Linked DNA regions of Homo sapiens: regions 1 and 2 are each linked to region 3. The links are chromatin contacts, found by Hi-C or POLR2A ChIA-PET in ENCODE. All regions are on one chromosome and are shown on one strand. Each heading gives the region's core, a stretch centred on a gene start or an enhancer-like site at or near the end of the contact. The rest is flanking DNA. Distances are from core to core; before and after follow the strand shown.

Region 1 (4,038 bases), core at 653-3,152, 230 kb after region 3:
CTTGTGGATTTCTCAGTTCCACGATCCTCAAAACACACCATACATAAAACATCCTACAAACTCTCTAGGATTTTGTTGCAGGAAACAACATCTCATATTTTCTTTGTCTTGTTTAAAAAAAAAAAAAGTTTTGAGGATTAGTCTATGACTTGAGCTCTTGACAGAGACTTCATTTCATAGCACCAAAATAAGAAAAATGTTCACAAAACATATCAAAGAGTGAAGAGAGGCCCTGCAGACTTAATTGGCCCTGTTAGAATGGCCCTGTGCCATTATTTACTGATAGGATTACCAGATGTGAGTGTGGAATTGGTCCCCCAACTTAAAATAACATAACGGATTTTTTTCTAATGTAATTTGAAGCATTTGTTAATACAATAATCCAACACAAACATTACAGCTGATTTGGGGAATTGTGGCCAGCAGTCACTTCAACAGTGCCTAAAGGCCTCTGGCCCATTATTAGGTCTAGTCAAAAAACAAAATTAAATATGATAAAGATTAACAAAAATTAAACCAACTGTGTCACATTGATTTTTTATTTGACAGGCATTATAGCACATGTATGGCTTTCCAGAAAATCTGGTGGCTCTAAGAGTGAACCTTCTAATGCAACAATAACTCATCAACACACCTTCCTCCCCACTGCCACACACACACACAGATTTGGAATAGAAACCAAACTCAAAGTGGAATAGTGTCAAGAAAAAAATGTTGTGCCTCTCTCCTCACATTTTCTATTATTCATTTAACAAGGGAATTCAAACCAAAAAAGTACAGAGTATTTTACAAGCCCAGGGCTTAGGAGACTAGGCCACTATTTCTAAAGCCCTCGCTTAAGTCTGCTATCCGAGGCATCAGTGATGACTGAGGCATGGGCCTTATTCCAAGTTTTCATTCCTGGGCACTTCAAGGAACTCCATTCAGGAGTCAGGATGTCATTATCTTCTATAACTTTCTTGATATGGGTCAGCTGAAGATGTGAATTTTAAAGAGCATAGTCAATTAGGAAAAGAAAGCCAGAGAACACCCTAGTAGCCAGACGGTTGGGTTCAAATCCAGGCACAGGCTTCAGTTCGTTGTGTGACCTTGTATGAGTTCCTTACATTCTCCAAGCCTCAATTTCCTCATCTATAAAATGGGTAAAAATGGAACCTCTTCCTCACAGAGATGTAATGAGAATTAAGTCATGCAAGATGCTTAGAACACTTAATAAGCACTCAATAAATAGTAGTTATCAATTTTTATTAGTACTAATTTATGTATTGGTTACCTGAAGTATAAATAATAAAACTACACTGTTTAACCATAATAAGATATTCCTTTACACCTACTAGGACTGTGACTATCAAAAAAAAATAAAATTAGAAAGTAACAAGTGTTGGCAAGGATGTGGGGAAACTGGAACCCTTGTGTACTGTTGGTAGGAATATAAAATGGCACGACCACTGTGGAAAAGAGTGTGGTGGGCCCTCAAAAAATTTAAAATAGAATTACCACAAAACCTGGCAATCCCACTTCTTTCAATTCTTTCAAAAGAATTGAAAGCAGGATTCCGGAGAGATATTTACACACCTATGTTCACAGCAGCAGTATCCACAACAGCCAAGACACAGGAACAACCCAGATGCCCATCAACTGAAGAACAGATAAACAAAATGTGGTGTACACATACAATGAATTATTCAGCCTTAAAAAGGAAGGAATCCTGTCACATGCTACAACATGGACGAACTCTGAGGACATTAAGCTAAGCAAAATAACCCAGTCCCAAAAACAGAAATACTGTATGACTCCACGCATCTGAAGTGTCTCAAGTTATCAAACTCATAGAAACAGAAAGTAGAACGGTGGTTACTGGAAGCTCAGGGGGTCTGAGAAAATGGGGAGTTGTTGTTTGCTTAGTGGGTACAGCATGTCAGTTTCGCAAAACAAAAAAGTTCTGGAGATCTGTTGCACAACAGTATGAATATACTTACCACTGCTGACCCGTACTCTTAAAAAGGATTAAAATGGTAAAGTTTACATTGTGCTTTTTTAACCACAATTTTACATTTTTAAAATTATTTTTAAAAATCTACCCACAAAACAAAACACCCTGAATTGTTTAAGTGTTTTACAAAATGAACTCTAGATGCCTCCGAGTCAATCAGTGAGCCCGCACCCCACCCCACAGTTATTATTCTGAATTCGTGGTGACTTACAGAGCTAATACGCCTACGACATTGTTCTGAGAAGCGCTGGAACCCATCCTCGGCAGTCAGCTGCTAGCAAGAGGATCAAGATCAGAGAAGTTTTGTGAAGTTAACTTTAAAAGGAATATTCTGACTTAGAACGGATTCTATTTTAATGCTTTGAGACAAAAATCCTTCCCCTGGGAAACTGCCTCCAACTCACTTGTCACATCCTCAGAAGTGGAGACCCTGTTTTTCATTTCTGAGATGTTATCACTGAGACATTCAAATAAGAGCAGTGTTGAAGAACAGTGACATGTGATGTGGTGGCTTTAAGGCAGTGACGGGCTATAGACACTAAGAGGCCAAGGCCAGAGGGGTCAGCTCACAAGCTCACAAGCTCCTGCCTTTGCTTCGTGGTGCAGGCTCTGTCTCTCATCGGCACGGCATCTCTTCAGAGGGGATCTCCTTGGAGATTTGGGGAAATCAGCTCAATTTTGTCACCCAGCCTGTAGTCCCAAGTCCTCGTGACTGTGGATGGGCCAGGAATGTGGCTTCACATACAGACATCTTGTTAGGCCAGGCACGGTGGCTCACACTATAATCCCAACACTTTGGGAGGCCAAGGCAGAAGGCTTGCTTGAGCCCGGAAATTCAAGACCAGCCTGGACAATACAGTGAGATCTCAAAAGATTACCCAGGCATGGTGGTGTGTGTGTTTAGTCCCAGCTACTTGGGAGGCTGGGGTGGGAAGATCACTTGAGCCCAAGAGATGGAGGCTGCAGTGAGCCAAGATGGTGCCACTGCACTTCAGCCTGGGTGACAGAGCAAGACCCAGTCTCAAAAAACAAAACCGAACACCCTGCTGCTGCACATGTGATACCACAGGCAGCATCACACCCACTGATGAAATGTGTCCGAAGGGACGGCCCTCCACAAACTGTAAATGTGTCTTTCTACATCCAAGTCTCTCTTGTCTTTCCGTGCCTACCAGGGTGAGTCACTTTGAGCATTTGCCTGAGCCAGAGTTGAGGGAAGGGTAGAGACGGCAAGGAAGGAAGCTTTGATGGAACGCCTTCAGGCCTTCAAACTCTCCCTCCATTTCCCACTTCTGAGGCATTTGACACACATTCGCATACACTATTTCCACCCCTCTCACCAGGACATGTCCAAAGCCACTGGATTAGAAGCCACAAAATGTACTTCATTCACCAACGAACCCTCAGCACCTGGCACCTCATAGGTGCTCTGTTAAGGGAATGACAGGTGTACTTCAAGAACACCTATGTCTATTAAAGAGCAAATTAAGTAGCCCAAGGCCTACCTGGTTCCAGGGCAAAAACATTCTCTTCCACATCCATCATCTGATGAGAAAGCAATAAACATCTTGCCACATTACTGGATACCAGCTCCAAGGTAAACACTAGGATCAGCGGCTCCTGCCTGAATGTGAATGGCTGAGGCCATCTGCATTGCTTGCAAACCACTGAGCCATCGTGCACCATTTCCATTAGTTTTATTTCACTTTCCGATCTTTTTTTGGTCAAAAACATCTGACCTCACTGACAGTAGGAAACACAGCTATAGGTAAGTGTGCATTTCATTTCCACTTCATTTTCCTCAGTTACGTCCTGGATTTTTTTTTTTTCCTGAGACTGGGTCTTGCTCTGTTGCCCAGGCTGGAGTGCACTGGTGTGATCTCGGCTCACTGCAACCTCCGCCTCCCGGGTTCAAGAAATTCTCCTGCCTCAGCCTCCTGAGTAGCTAGGATTACAGGTGGACACCACCATACCCGGCTAATTTTTGTATTTTTTAGTAGAGACGGGGTTTCACCATGTTGGTCAGGCTGGTCTCAAACTGCTGA
Region 2 (3,847 bases), core at 448-2,947, 240 kb after region 3:
AGTCAAGTCACATTCTGAGGTTCCAGGAAGAACATGAATTTGGAGGGGGGGGCGGGGACACTATCAACTCAGTGCACTGACTAAGCAGATGTTTATGAAAGATAGGCCTGAATTCAACAGGGGCTCAGAGCACTGACCAACTAAAGTATAGAACCTTTTGCAGCAGAACTCCTGGTTGACCCCCAATATCCATTCTCTGTCTTCCTTTAGAATAAAGAAAACACAAGTTTAGCACATGACCACACGGAATGAAGACTACCTTTCCCAGCCTCCCCCACAGACATAAATGGCTGGAGCTAAGTGAGATTTAAGCAAAAGTGATGGATCCAAGGGGAATGCCCTCCGCTGGACCTCTCTCCCTCTTCCCACTGGCAGGAAGGCAGACATGGTGGTGAGCCATCTTCAACAAGTGGCATGCATACATGAGAAAAATATGTCCTGTGGCTTCTTCAAGCCATAGGAACACATTTGTCTTCTAGCAACAGGAGGTAAACAGAATCAAAAGTTCATGCGGCCATTTTCAGTCCAAATAGGTTTTCCTAGTGGCAAAAAACTTCCTAGCATACTACCTACTACCTAAGAGTGCAAGACTTTTTAAAATCTAATTATATATTTTTTACCTCTTGCCTCTCTTGGTTGTTATTCATCAGAAAAACAAGATCTGATGCCTGTCTTGGATAAGAGCATCTCCAGTTTTCTTTCTCTCACTCCCAACCTTACTCTCAAACTGGGCATGTGATCCCGGCCACACCAATGAGATTTGCTCACTCAACAGATTTTTACTGAACACTTGCTGTAGGACAGGCACCGTTCTAGGAGCTGGGGATGACAGTAAACAAAATATAAAAATCCCTGCCCTTAAGAACTTTACATTCCAGAACTTTTGTGGAAACTGCTGGAAAAAAGAAGTACTCTCTCTTTCTACTGGGACTGCTGAAAGGCTAGGATGGAGGCTGGAACCGCAGGCAGCCATCTTGCCACCATGAGGAGACAGACACAGCATGAACAATCACATGCTAGGGTGCTTGGTCTCTGCCACACTGAGTTTGGCTCAGTTCCCTGAGCCAAAAAAAAGGGGGGGCCCTTTTTTTTTGCTTAAACCAATTTGAGTTGGGTTGGGAAAGGAAGGAGTTGCATCCAATTTCTACCAATACGTTAAGAGTCCCTCAGAAAGATATCTGAGGCAAGTTTGGAAATGCCAAGTAAAGACAGGTGACTCTTTTGAAAACGGCTTTTCCTTGGACATGCCTTGGACATGCACTGTTTAAAGGCTCCTTCCATGTTGTCATTTCCAGTTTTAAAAACCTCCTTTTCAATAACCCCCTAGAATGAAGGCACCAGTTCACTGCCTCTCCCACTATGTGTTAAGAACCAAACCATGTCATCTCATCCCCCAAATGACCAGAGACTAGATGGTTCCAGTCACCTCCTGAAGCTCTTGAAATTGCCTGCCACTGCTGCTGATGGCCACAGGGAACACCACCTTTATTTCCCAAAAGGCTAAATCCCACCGGTTTTCCTCAAGGTAGTGACTGGGCCCCAACATTTCTGATAATTGCTTTCCTTCCCAGGCAAGCACCTCCATGCTCTGGGGCCCCGTGAATACTCAGCTGTTAACAGGAACAGCCTGAACTAGACTTACAGATAACCGAAGCTAACTGACCACATCCTACTTAACAGGAAACCTAATAGACAGCTATTTTAGACTTATTCTCACTTCCCCTCATCCGCTTCCATCTCGGCACTCTGCTGCTGGGAAGTCAGGGTGTACATAAAAGAGACTATGGGGAAGGGGTCAGTGGAGACTCCAGAATTCAGATATAAAAAGGCTTAGGGACGTGGACCTGGTGGAAGAGAGGTGCTGGCACTGCATTCACGTGGCAAACATCACATTTTTACTTACAGTGTATTTTGGGGTCTCTGGTATGGGCTAGTGGAAATCATTTTTTTAATGTTTAAGAAAAGAAAATAATAAAATTAAAATATACCCAGGCCTTCCTTCTGGAGATATAAGTAACAGAAATACTACACAGGAAGCTCCATCTGCCGTGTGTGTTTGTGTGTGTGTGTGTAACGATCAGCAATGTCTTTCACTTTTGCAAGAAGAAAGATACAGTTTGAGTTATGGGTTTGCTTTGGTTTTTCTCTCCCTGTCTCCCACCCCCACTTCCTGTTAGGGGGGTTGCTTCCCAAACTTGAGAGCCCCATCAACACACAGCTCCCTGGAGAGGCTTCATTCTCAGGGTGCTGCCAGCCATCACCCTTCTTAGAGTCATAGGAGACATGTGAAGAGCTCTTAGACCTTCTCACTAAATGAACTTCCTCATAACTGAATTCCTTTCTCCAATCAGTTGAGGACAATTGAGTGCACAATGCCTCCTAGAGCTATCATTGTGTCTTTCCAACTGCAGAGCAATTGTTCATTTTCCTTTCAGCTCAAGGATCGTTCCTTGTCTTAGTCCATTTGGACTGCTATATCAAAATATCCTGCACTAGGTGGCTTGTAAACTACAGAAATTTATTGCTCAAACAGTTCTGGAGGCTGGAAAGTCCAAGATCGAGGCACTGGCAGATTTGGTGTCTGGAAAGGTCCCACTTCCTGGTTCTCACTGTGTCCTCCCATGGCACAAGAGGTGAGGGTCTCTCTGGGGTCTCTTTTATAAGGGCACTAATCCCATTCATGAGGGCTCCCTCATGACCTAATCACGTCCCAAAGACCACCACCTTCTAAGAGCCTCATATTGGGGATTAGGTTTCAACACATGAATTAGGGAGAGACGCAGCATTCAGACAATAGGGTTTCTCCATATGTTTTTCCTCCTAAATCACAAAAAGAAATTTTTCTCGCAGATGCCAGCCCACGCTTTGCAGAGAGAAGTTCTTATTAGAGCACTTTGAGTCAGATGAGCCAGGGCATCCGAGCTCCACCAACTACTAGCTGGGTTACTTTAAGTTAATTACAAAACTTCTCTGAGTCCCACCTAAAAATGAGGATGAGGCCAGTTCTCCTCGCCAGGCTGTGGAGAAGACTAAATGATTTAACACCTGTAATGGGTACCTAGTGAGTAGCAGTGAAAATGTATCTTTTCATTGAATTTGAATCCTAAGGATGATCTATTATAGGACTCTTGGACAGGCACTGAGGGTATGGAGGTGGCTTTACAGCAAGCTACTTGTCCATTCATGAATCCCCCTATCCCTGGAAGCCCATTAATAAGATACTTTGTGACATCTGAAGAAAGTTCTGTTCTCTTCCCAGATCAAGTGAAACCTCTCCTTACCTTCCTTGGCTCATTCATTCAGACATGCAAGCATGTATGCAACAAACATTTATTTTATTACAAGTCTGTCATACGCCAGGGACTGGGGACACAGTTTGTGGCCTCCAGAAGCCTATAATCTAGTATGGACCAAAAACTCAATGCAAGCATGAATGTTGAGATAGAGGAAGGCTCCATCAGGAATCTGGATGACAGCTTAATCAAAGGAGCTGGGATATAGTAAGATGGACATATTCACACACTGCTGGTTGGAGCATCAATAGATACAATCTTCTAGAAAATAATTTGGTTACACTTATCAAGAGCCTTCAAAGGTTTATAACCTCTGAATTGCCCCTCTGAAATTTTATCTGAAAGGGACATTAAGAAACTCAGACAAAAGTTTAGTTTACAAAAAAAACGGCATTTTTTTAAAAGGGAAAATCTTTCTCAAAAATATTCAACAAAGGAGAATGGCAAAATGAAAATACATCCATCTGATGGAATATTACAGTGTTGTCAGAGAAAACTGAATGACATGAGAAAATGCCCATGATTCGGTGCTACATGGAAAAAGCAAAATACAC
Region 3 (3,892 bases), core at 577-3,076:
GTTCAGTCAATATACAAAATATACTAAAAACCACGGTTAGGGCAGTGCTGAGTTTGGGCATCACACTTAGTTTGTGCTTCCCAGTAGCCAAGGTATAAAGAGAAATATGATGGATTATGAAAACTTTTACCTCTGATGAAGTTAAAAACACACCAAATTGGCCAGGCACAGTGGCTCGCATCTGTAATTCCAGCACTTTGGGAGGCTAAGGCGGGCAGATGGCTTAGCCCAGGAATTCAAGACCAGCCCAGGCAACAATGGTAAAATCTCATACACACACACACACACACACACACACACACACACTTAGCTGAGTGTGGTAGTATGCGCCAGTAGTCCCAGCTACTCCAGGGACTGAGGGGAGCGGATGGTTTGAGCCTGGGAGGTCCAGGCTGCAGTGAGCTATGACTGCATCACTGCACGCCAGCTTGGGTGACAGAGCAAGACCCTGTCTCAAAAAAACCCCCCAAAACCAAACAGGCAAACAACAACAAACCCACAGAGAATTTAGAGGTGGGACGTGGATCTGAGTTTAAACTCCATCACTTGCAGACAGTGCAACCTCAGGCAATACCTTAACTTCTTATTTCCTTGTTTATTAGTCTCAGTAATATCTCAGAATATTGGGGGAATCGCCTGAGCCATGTATGTGGCAGTGCTTTGAAAATTATACAATATCTTCCAGAAATCTGACTTATCATGGAGTATTTATAGTGGTTCTTTCAGTGAAACGATCTATTTTTTTTTCTATGCTGGTTGTGTTCTCTTTGAGGTGGCTCTGAAAACGTTTGTTCACGTAACTCCTTATACCAGGGACGCTGTACAATAGGAAGGACAGTAGTCACACCCCATTTTGAGCACTCATTCTCTATCAGGCGCAGGGGTACACTTGCCTGAGTTTGAATGAGTTGAGCACACTGTCTAACCCATGGCACCTTCACAGACATTCCGGGATAGAAATACCATTAGCATTCCTATTTTGCAGAAGAGGAAGCTGAGGCACAGAGATACATGAACCGATCTGACTCTCTTTCCCATAAAGGTGGCACAGACGGTCAGAGACAGTGAGCCAGTGGGGCCCTGGACCCATGTGGGATTAAAGGCTCTATGCTGAAGGCACCATTCTGAGGTAGCTCTGGTGTGTGTGTGGCTGTGTGTGTCTGTATCTGTGTGGGAGAGAAAGAGAGACACAGAGATAAGCCCCACCAGAGACTTAAGGGCTCAGAGAGCACCAGGGACCCACAGCCCTACTCCTTAAATCTGTGATGCCTGATGAGATGGGGATGGGGATGGGGCCAGGCCCAAACCCAGCTTCTGGCTTTAGGGTTTGCTCTTGCATTAAATTCCCCTTGGTTTCAGCACCACAGGGTGGGTTTCAGTCTTTTGTAAGCAAACATTTCTCAGGGAAGTCATGAGTCTTCCTTTAGAAAAACCAAGGAAGCCAGCTTAGCCGAGGACCAGCCCCGGCCCTGGAGCAAACGCTGCGGGGCACATGAGATGGTTTCTCCGCCCTTCCTACATCCACGACCTCTCAACCTTGCTCCTCTGAGCCCCAGAATTCCAGGCTCACTAGGAGAGGTGAACGGCGTCTATAAGACGTGCTGTCATTTTAAAAGTCCCAAAGCAGCAGCGACTGGTCCACGGTAGACGACATTTCCTGTTTTTGTGAACTTGTTTTGTTTTTTTTTCAAATTAGATTTCTACTCACTGATCCTCTCCATTTTTTTTTTCCCCTTTTTAAAATCAAACAGCAGATCAAAAGAAAAGCAACAGAAAGCTCGTGGTGTTCCTCTGCCTCAAAGGCCAAACGTCTGTGGGTTTTTTGTCTTGGCTGCCGACCGCAGCACGTCACACTGTTTGAAATTTGCAGCTGCGATCATTTATCTTCAGGGGACAGGGGTGGTAGGTGGCCGTGGTCCTGGGGAGACCCCGGGAGACCCTCCCAGCGCATGACATGAGTGTAGCTGCCGTCCAGCCCTAGGTCCTGTCTTCCTGGATGAGGAAATACCGTGCGGGGTCTGGAAGGGGAGGCTGCACGCAGCCCTCAGGGAGAGACACAGCACCAAACGCCTTGGACGCCATGAGTCCCAGCCCTGCCTCTCACGATCGTGAGGCTGTGGGGAGCAACTCGGCCTTCCTCAATTCCAGTTTCTTCATCTGTAAAAAGGGAAAATCCTGGTACCCACTGCATAAGATTGAGGATAAAATTAGACTCTGCAGGTAAAATGCTTGGCACACAGTAGACTCTCAAGACATGGCAGCTGATGCCAGAGTCGGGGAGCTGTCCTGCCTGCAGGGCAGTGTTTCAGGAGGAAGCGTGCTTCTTGGGGCTCCGGATGCCGCCAGCAATGTTTACGAAACTAGACAAGTCCACTTATTCAATTTACAAAAAGCAACATGTTTACAAGCCCCTCCATAGCTTTGGATCTAAAGGCGGAAAAGTGCCTGGACACCAGCGTTAGTCTGGAGAGAGGGAATTCTTCTCAGGAGCCACGGAGCAGGGACCCATTCCTAAACCATTCCCGCTTTTCCTCCAGGAAATGGGTGCAAGACAAGGAAAGCCATGGCCTGGATTGTTACGTAGAAGCAGCTGGGACACAGTGTTCCCTGGGGCATCTGGGGACAGTGGTGCCTGTAACTGTCCCCTGGCCATGGGGTGCAGCCCCCGCCACCCCTCCCTGAGTGCCCAGGGCCAGTCCATCCTCCATGCCACAGCCAGGGCCGGCTGGCCATGCCCCAACTCCTCATTCTGAAGAACACTGAAAATAAAGAGGGGTCCCAGCTAAGAGGGGGTGTTTATAACTTGAAAAATGCTGATAACGCCAGCCAGTCATTTGCCCTGAAGTAGGTAATAGCTAGAGCAGCATTTCTTAGAATTAAAAAAAGACTATGAATAGATAGTTATGCTGTGTCTGCAGTCAGGGCCCTCCAATTAATGGCAGGAAGCCTATGTTTCTGTCGGACTGCAGCCTGAGCCCTGTGTGCGTGCACCTGTGCACGAGAGAGACAGAGTGAAGTGGGCAAGGGGAGCGTGGGTGGATGGTGTGTTGACTTCCAGAACTTCGGATCTCAGGTGGTCACCTAGAAATCCAATTGATGGGAAAGAACATGATTTCCTACTTGTAAGCCAACATGGCATTTCTTTATGCAAGCCCCTTATCTAGAAAGAGATGCTGGTGTCACTACAAAGGGACATGGGGACTCCAGAACTCAACCCTGGCCCACTGAGCATGTATTCAAGCTGGGGAGGCAAGAGCTGTCAGCCTAGAAGACAGTACGTTGCGGAGTGTCTGCTTCCGGGCGTCACCATTCTGGAACCATAGCCACCAAGGCAGAGTCCTGGGGGCCGCGCCTGCAGCCCAGCCCTCACCCAGCAAGAGAGGGAAGGATGAGGAGGCTGGGTTTACTGTGCCCCATTCTGTACCCTCAACCTAAGTGGCCGTTGATCCTCCAAAGGAGAAATGCATTGGGGTTCCATGCACCCTGGAAAGTCGGAGAACCTTCCCCGACAGAAGCTCCTTTCCTGCAATTTACTGTTCAAGCCTTCAGTAACTTCTGCCTTGCTCCTCAAGAACCTCCCTTGTCTTGTTTAATTTAGACCTGGGCAGTAATGAGGACTGTGTCGACTCCACTCTCGTCCACCGGAATGAAATTTTTCATTAAGGAGTTCCTGGGAGACTGGCCAAGTTTACTCTCGCAAGCATTGCATCTGCCTGCTTGCTGCAGTCTTCAGGCTGGCTGGCTAAATGACAGTCCTGGGTGGCAGGGAGGAGACGCCCCCAATTTCAGTTCTAAAGTAGGAGTGATTGCTTACCTCTATGGGGGGCCTGGGGAACTACAAACAATCGCCACTCCTCAAAGGGACTGCAGGTGGCAGGGAGTGTTTTGAAAA

The links. Hi-C counts contacts between places; a loop is a spot of excess contacts on that map. ChIA-PET counts read pairs that join two places held with the same protein, here RNA polymerase II (POLR2A). Pooled maps may share reads with other maps.
Region 1: a map of CD4-positive, alpha-beta T cell shows a loop between it and region 3 (5-fold over the local background). The contact joins two enhancer-like sites. A Hi-C loop is called at or near these places in 1 of 168 maps with a recorded cell type or tissue (CD4-positive, alpha-beta T cell) and 7 of 50 pooled maps. POLR2A ChIA-PET finds 5 or more read pairs at or near these places in 2 of 52 experiments (Panc1 and activated CD4-positive, alpha-beta T cell).
Region 2: a pooled map shows a loop between it and region 3 (3-fold over the local background). The contact joins two enhancer-like sites. A Hi-C loop is called at or near these places in 5 of 50 pooled maps. POLR2A ChIA-PET finds 5 or more read pairs at or near these places in 2 of 52 experiments (CD4-positive, alpha-beta memory T cell and activated CD4-positive, alpha-beta T cell).

What each region holds. Positions count from the first base shown.
Region 1 is chr12:104,492,820-104,496,857 of GRCh38, reverse strand. All of the region lies in intron 1 of CHST11 (carbohydrate sulfotransferase 11), which reads right to left. Among named protein-coding and RNA genes, the nearest start is that of CHST11, 38 kb to the right of the region's middle. RefSeq lists enhancers at 2,581-2,770, 3,393-3,562. Within about 2 kb of position 1,902, at least 13 of the 41 ENCODE cell types and tissues checked have a DNase peak (open chromatin) inside an H3K27ac peak, as active enhancers do; they include CD4-positive, alpha-beta T cell, where a contact is called at or near this core.
Region 2 is chr12:104,476,406-104,480,252 of GRCh38, reverse strand. The region is part of intron 1 of CHST11 (carbohydrate sulfotransferase 11); the gene reads right to left. Among named protein-coding and RNA genes, the nearest start is that of CHST11, 21 kb to the right of the region's middle. RefSeq lists an enhancer at 1,483-1,532. Within about 2 kb of position 1,697, at least 10 of the 41 ENCODE cell types and tissues checked have a DNase peak (open chromatin) inside an H3K27ac peak, as active enhancers do.
Region 3 is chr12:104,718,570-104,722,461 of GRCh38, reverse strand. The region is part of intron 2 of CHST11 (carbohydrate sulfotransferase 11); the gene reads right to left. Among named protein-coding and RNA genes, the nearest start is that of MIR3922, 130 kb to the right of the region's middle. RefSeq lists enhancers at 1,305-1,354, 1,328-1,956, 2,015-2,104. Within about 2 kb of position 1,826, at least 21 of the 41 ENCODE cell types and tissues checked have a DNase peak (open chromatin) inside an H3K27ac peak, as active enhancers do; they include CD4-positive, alpha-beta T cell, where a contact is called at or near this core.